2 separate regions of the Homo sapiens genome follow, and region 2 is linked to region 1. A link is a contact called in ENCODE Hi-C or POLR2A ChIA-PET data. All regions are on one chromosome and are shown on one strand. Each heading gives the region's core, a stretch centred on a gene start or an enhancer-like site at or near the end of the contact. The rest is flanking DNA. Distances are from core to core; before and after follow the strand shown. Region 1 has its middle 6.5 kb from the start of MIR4472-2. Region 2 has its middle 42 kb from the start of MED13L.

Region 1 (3,165 bases), core at 327-2,826:
GACAGCAGAGCTTCGAGAGAGCATTACCCTTCTAAGCGCCAGCCCCTGTGTGGGCACTGATCTCATGCCTGTGAAACTCGCCCTGCATTAGTAGCAGCTAACATGAATTGAGCACTTACTGTATGCCTGTGGCTGTAGAGCTCAGGGGTTGGGAACACTGACTCTGGACCCAGACTCCTGAGTCAGATTCCACCTCTGCCTCTTATTAAATTACCCAGTCTCTCTGTGCCTCAGTTTCCTCATCTGTAAAATGGGAGCAATACTAATAAAGAGTGTAGACCCGTGTCTGGCCTGCAATGTCTGCTACAGAAGCATTCACTGTTAGTGAATTTACATGTATGGACTCAGCTGATCCCCACAGGAGTCTAAGAGGTTGATGCTATTTATTATTATTATTATTATTATTATTATTATTATTATTAAGACAGAGTCTCACTCTGTTGCCCAGGCTGGAGTGCAGTAGTGCAATCTTGGCTCACTGCAACCTCTGCTTCCCGGGTTCTAAGCGATTGTCCTGCCTCAGGCTCCCAAGTAACTGGGATTACCGGTGCGTGCCACCACACCTGGCTAATTTTGTATTTATAGTAGAGATGGGGTTTCACCATGTTGGCCAGGCTAGTCTCGAACCCCTGATCTCAGGTGATCCATCTGCCTCAGCCTCCCAAAGTGCTGGGATTATGGGCGTGAGCCACTGCATCTGGCCAGTGGATGCTATTATTATACCTGTTACCAGGTAGGGAAACCAGGCATATGTTACATTGGGTAATTTAACCTTAGTCATTCAGAGGTGAGGCGTGGATTTGAACCTAAATCCTCCCACAGCTGGGAGGGCCCTCGTGCTACCCCTGGCTCCGAGTCAGTGTTCACTAAATGCAGATGGAATTGCAGAATTGGTTTTGTTTTAGGCCGGGCACAGTGGCTCACGCCTGTAATCCCAGCACTTTGGGAGGCCGAGGCGGGCGGATCAGGAGGTCAGGAGATCGAGACCATCCTGGCTAACATAGTGAAACCCTGTCTCTCCTAAAACTACAAAAAAATTAGCTGGGCGTGTTGGCAGGCACCTGTAGTCCCAGCTACTCGGGAGGCTGAGGCAGGAGAATGGCGTGAACCCGGGAGGTGGAGTTTGCAGTGAGCCAAGATCGCGCTACTGCACTCCAGTGTGGGTGACAGAGCGATACTCCGTCTCAAAAAAAAAACCAAAAAAAAAAAAAAAACAGAATTGGTTTTGTTTCTTTTTACAAATCTACTTTATGCCGGGCACTTTCCTATCGCTTCATTCGCGATAGGAATGTTTATTTTTTTCCATTTTACACATGTGTGTTTTTTTTTTCCATTTTACACATGGGGGTATTTGTTTTTGTGTGTTTGTTTTTTTCCATTTTACACATGGGGGTATTAAGCTCCGCCCTAGGAGAAGCCTTTAGACCAATGCTGCCCAGCCTGGAAGTGGTGAATCGGAGACTGCCCTCCTGACTCGCTTGGATTCCAAACCCCTGGCTCTTTCCAGCCCAGCCCACGCCCCTCCGGAAGCTCTGCCCAGAAACGTGCATGGTTGGCATTGCTGAGCTTGCGAGTCCTGCATGGCCCAAATCCCATGAAAGCTGCCTGCACTGCATTAGAAGTGCAGCAAGGATGGAAGTGAGAGGTAAAATGTACATTTCAGCACAAAAGCTTGGAGAGACTTCATGATGCCCCTAGGGCCGTAGGGATCCTCTCCTCTCTCCCTGCCCCAGGCAGACAAAATAGCTAAACCACCCAGGAAGTGTCCTGACAGAAGATCTGCTCACCCATCATCTCTGTTATCCTGTGCTCTGTGGCCTCTGAACAGGAACCCCCAAAATTCAGATGAGCAAGGAAGGCAAAGGTGTCACTGAGGGCTTGGCAAAGTGCTTGCAGGGATGTCCCGAGAAGGCTTTTTCCTGACAGCCTCCTCAGAAGAATATGTGTGGATTCTTATTGCGAAACCCCCAAAGCTCAGCCCCGCCTTCAGAGACTCCGGGAATGAGCTGTGGGTGGAGGGGTGAGTTTAGCGGTGGCAGCTGATCCTTTCCAGATGCCGGGCTCCAGGCCTTGCGGGCAGCCAGGCTGGTCAGTGGCTCCTTGTCACATGCGTGCCACCAGAGGCAGAGGGACAGGGGAAAGGGGCAAGAGTCTGCTCTGAGCCAGGGACTTCCAGGAAGAGCCTGAATAGTCCTGCCCCAGGCGGCTGGTTCTTTCCTCTTAGTGAGCAGCCATGCACACATGATGATTTGCTTTCCTTTTTTTTTTTAATTAACTTCTTACTTTATGCATTTATTTATTTATTTTTCAGACAGGGTCTTGCTCTGTCGCCCAGGCTGGCACCCAGTGGTGTGATCTCTGCTCACCGCAGCCTTGAATTCCTGAGCTCAAGTCATCCTCCTACCTCAGCCTCCCAAGTAGCTGGGACTATAGGCGCACGCCACCGCAGCCAGATAATTTTTTTTACTTTTTAGTAGAGATGGGGGTCTCGCTATGTTTCCCAGGCTAGTCACAAACCCCTGGCCTTAAGCGATCCTCCCATTTTGGCCTCCCAAAGCACTGGGATTACAAGTGTAAGCCGCTGTGCCCAACCCAATTTACTTTTTATTGAAATATAATTTCAGACTTAGGAAAAAGTTGCAAGAACAATACAAAGAATTCCCATGTACCTGTCACCCAGATTTCCCAAATGTTACCACATTACCACTTTGCTGTATCCTTCCCCCACCCCCCACCCCTGTCTCTGTAGATACAGCTATAAAGAGGAGAAAAATGCTTGTTTTCTCAGACATCACACCTCTGTGAAATACTTCACTCTGAATTTCCTAAAAACAAGCAACATTGTCTTACAAAACCACAATACAATGATCAAACGTAGGGAATGAACACTGACACAGCGTTATTGTCTCATCTGAAAACTTTCTCCAGGTCTCCCCATTTGTACTGATGATGTCCTTTGTCACCAAAGGAAGCTCCAGATGTCATATGGCATTTCGTTGTCCTCTCTTTTGCTTTCTTTAGTCTGAAGCAGTTCCTGTGTCTTTTTATATCTTTCATAACACTGACATTTTTCAAGAGCACACGTCAGAGATTTTATTGAACATCCCTCAATTTGGGTTTATCAGCTGTTTCTTCATGGTTAGATTCAGGTTACGCACTTTCATT
Region 2 (3,036 bases), core at 163-2,662, 110 kb after region 1:
GATTGAGAAAGGTTGGTACCGTGGCTACTCAGAGCGTGGTCCATGGACCGGCAGCATCAGCATCCCCTGGGAACTTGTTAGAAATGCAGAGTTGGCCAGGCATGGTGGCTCACGCCTATAATCCCAGCACTTTGGGAGGTCGAGGCGGGTGGATCATTTGAGGTCAGGAGTTCGAGACCAGCCTGGCCAACATGATGAAACCCCATCTCTACTAAAAATACAAAAATTAGCCGGGTGTGGTGGTGGGCACCTATAGTCCCAGCTACTGGGGAGGCTGAGGCAAGAGAATCACTTGAGCATGGGAGGCAGAGGTTGCTGAGCCAAGATTGCACCACTGCACTCCAGCCTGGGCAACTGATCGAGACTCTGTCTAAAAAAAAAAGAAGATGCTTTGTGTCTGGAGTTCAGCGAGCGAAGAGTGATCAGAACTGAGAATGGTGAGGCCAGCAGGACATGAGGGACTTTATTCTAGGAACAAGTGGGAACGGTTCTGCTGGGCTTGATCCCCAGCCCCTTATCTGGTGTGGCACAGGCAGGGATGCTATTTGTGACCATGGGACAGGGTGAGGCTGTTCTAAGCAGCTGAGAGAACTGGTCAGACCAGGGTCGGAATCCCATGAATGGTAATTGTCCCAGGTGACCCAAGTCTGCTGTGAGACAGAGCAAGAACAATGCTGATGGGGCCACATGGCTCCCCCACCCCTCTGACTTAAGGCTACAGAGTCATTATGTCAATATATTTTTGTACAGATTTTGTAGTTTATGACACATTCTGGCAACGTTTAGATGCAATTTCAATGAGCCAGAATGTAGTACTGTAAACCCAAAACTGGATATCCCTTAAAGCTGTTAGAATCTGGCAGGAGACCTGCTCCCAATTACAAGCACAGTTTCCAACTTCACTATTCCCATCCTCAAAGCACTGAAAACAAAATCCATTTTTAATGAGGGACTACCAAACACTTTGCATTCTATTAATGTCCCCTTTGGGCTTCCAAGCACCAGCATACCTTACACACAAGGACTGACCCCTCCTAACTGATTATCAGGGCAAGGGAGCTTCTGCAGGTTTCCCTCGCCAGCACAAATATGACGACTGAATGAATGGGCATTAAGTCATTCTGTTGTCATCTTCTTCAATGTCTATCAGCACATGGATGGCCTATGGGGCCGGGTGGGGATTCAGGTTCAAAAGAAGTCATTTGCTCACACAGACAGTATACATTCAGCTGCCTGTCTCCCTAGCATACGACTCATCTTACAAACCATCCATTATCCACTCGGCAACTGGCAAATGTGAACTTGGCCAATGTCGAAGCAGAACGATGAGATTCAAGTTAGAAGAAGTGGGAGAAAGTGGGAAAGTACAAAGAGGAACCAGACGGTTTTCCAACCTGTAAGAACATGTTGTATTTACCAGGCCCAGTACAAAAGCCAAACTCTGTTCCTGTTGTTTGTCTTCTGCTCGGGGGCCTGGGTTATGTTTGGTGCAAATAGGACAGTGCACCCCCTCACTTCCATCTGATGATTGGCGTATTGTTTAGAGACGATGAGGGGTAATCTTGTGCTCTGGAGGAAGTTGGCAAGAAAGTTTAATTCTATAAAAAGAAACGCGCGGTCAGGATTCGGTTTCCTATTCTGAGTCAAGGCAGAGAAGAGAGTCAGAAATTCCAACCCAGAGGGTCAGGACGGGCTCCAGGACCTCTTGAATCACATCTGAAACATGTTCCCCCTGCTCCTTTCTCCTCCCTGTTCTTACAACTGGCCAACTGGGATTATACAACTTGCACTAATTTTATCCCACATGCGGCTGTTTCTTATTAGGAGCCTGTACCTTTTTTTTTTTTTTCCCCTGTGCCGTGTCATCTCTCTTCAATCAGGTGAGTAACTCCACTTCTTAACAGGGAGATTCTGTTCATTTTCTTGGCTGGACTCAAGAAATGTGCACTTAACTTTTTCTTAAAGTGTGAACGTTCATGTTTTTAACCCCGTCATCTGCCTTTCTCTCGCCTAAGTCTTGCTTTCCCCATTCTGAAAAGCTCTACTCAACCAGCAACCAACGGAAAAGTGAACATTGGGTGTCAATCAACAGAATGATTTTGGTCGCCCAATACCCAACAACTGTTTCTAGAGGGTTTTGTTTTCTCCCCCACCAAACTGGTGCTTTTTTTTTTTTTTAACTGAATTCACCAGATGTTTTGGCAGTGGATAAAACCTGGCTTTCCTGTCTTCCAAGTGGATGAAATTGGATCCAAATCACAGCACGTTGCCTCCGCTTCACCAACCAAGTACTTAATGGTTGTTGAGAATAATGCAAAGATTGAGATCAATTTTTCTTTAGGCGTCGGGACTATCGGATCCAGGTGTTAGCATTTTCTGGCCTTCCGGGCCTTGCAGTGTTTCTAGGGAAACCCCAGATCCATGAGTACGAGTGGGTTTCCCTACTGTTACCTTTCTTCATCATTTCGATTTTTCTGGCTGTGTTTCAGAAACTGCAAAACCGCACCCCGAAACCCCTCTGTGGAGGGTGAAATGCAACAGTGGCACACGCACGATTCAATCACGTCTGGAGGAAAACTGCTATGCAATTCCTATTCCGTCTTTGCAACTCCAGGCCTCCCCGAGCCAGAGGGAGAAGCGGGACTCCTTCGTCGGCCTCCAGTCCCTCTCTCCCCCATGCCCTGTTTGGCTTAGCACAAGCCTGAGCGTGCCATGCCACCTCGCCAGACCTTGCCAAAATCCGTGAATGGCACAGAACGCACATTAAACAGATGGAATGCAACATACATGTAAAGAAATAAGAGCTTTGCCAGGAAAGTTGGCAGCGGCTCCAGAATGCTTTAAACAGTGTGGGGAGGGGGGGTAGGGAGAGGGAGCCCAGAGTCGGCGAGGCTGCCTCCTTCTCCAGAGCTGTTTCTTTTACAGCCATGACCTGTTTTGCCAGTCAAGATAAATACCGTTTTAAATGCCCCCTTTTACTGGCTCCTGGTACCTTGGCAATGCAGTCTGAAATATGACCTGCTCTCATTGGAAAAA

Evidence for each region. Hi-C counts contacts between places; a loop is a spot of excess contacts on that map. ChIA-PET counts read pairs that join two places held with the same protein, here RNA polymerase II (POLR2A). Pooled maps may share reads with other maps.
Region 2: a loop to region 1 is called in a map of ascending aorta, with 4 times the contacts of the local background. The contact joins two enhancer-like sites. A Hi-C loop is called at or near these places in 7 of 168 maps with a recorded cell type or tissue (aorta, ascending aorta, esophagus muscularis mucosa and 4 more) and 9 of 50 pooled maps. POLR2A ChIA-PET finds 5 or more read pairs at or near these places in 3 of 52 experiments (A673, HEK293 and MCF 10A).

What each region holds. Positions count from the first base shown.
Region 1 is chr12:116,433,247-116,436,411 of GRCh38, reverse strand. No RefSeq gene overlaps it. Among named protein-coding and RNA genes, the nearest start is that of MIR4472-2, 6.5 kb to the right of the region's middle. Within about 2 kb of position 1,576, at least 23 of the 41 ENCODE cell types and tissues checked have a DNase peak (open chromatin) inside an H3K27ac peak, as active enhancers do; they include ascending aorta, heart right ventricle, mammary epithelial cell and 1 more, where a contact is called at or near this core.
Region 2 is chr12:116,318,672-116,321,707 of GRCh38, reverse strand. No RefSeq gene overlaps it. Among named protein-coding and RNA genes, the nearest start is that of MED13L, 42 kb to the right of the region's middle. Within about 2 kb of position 1,412, at least 18 of the 41 ENCODE cell types and tissues checked have a DNase peak (open chromatin) inside an H3K27ac peak, as active enhancers do; they include ascending aorta, heart right ventricle, mammary epithelial cell and 1 more, where a contact is called at or near this core.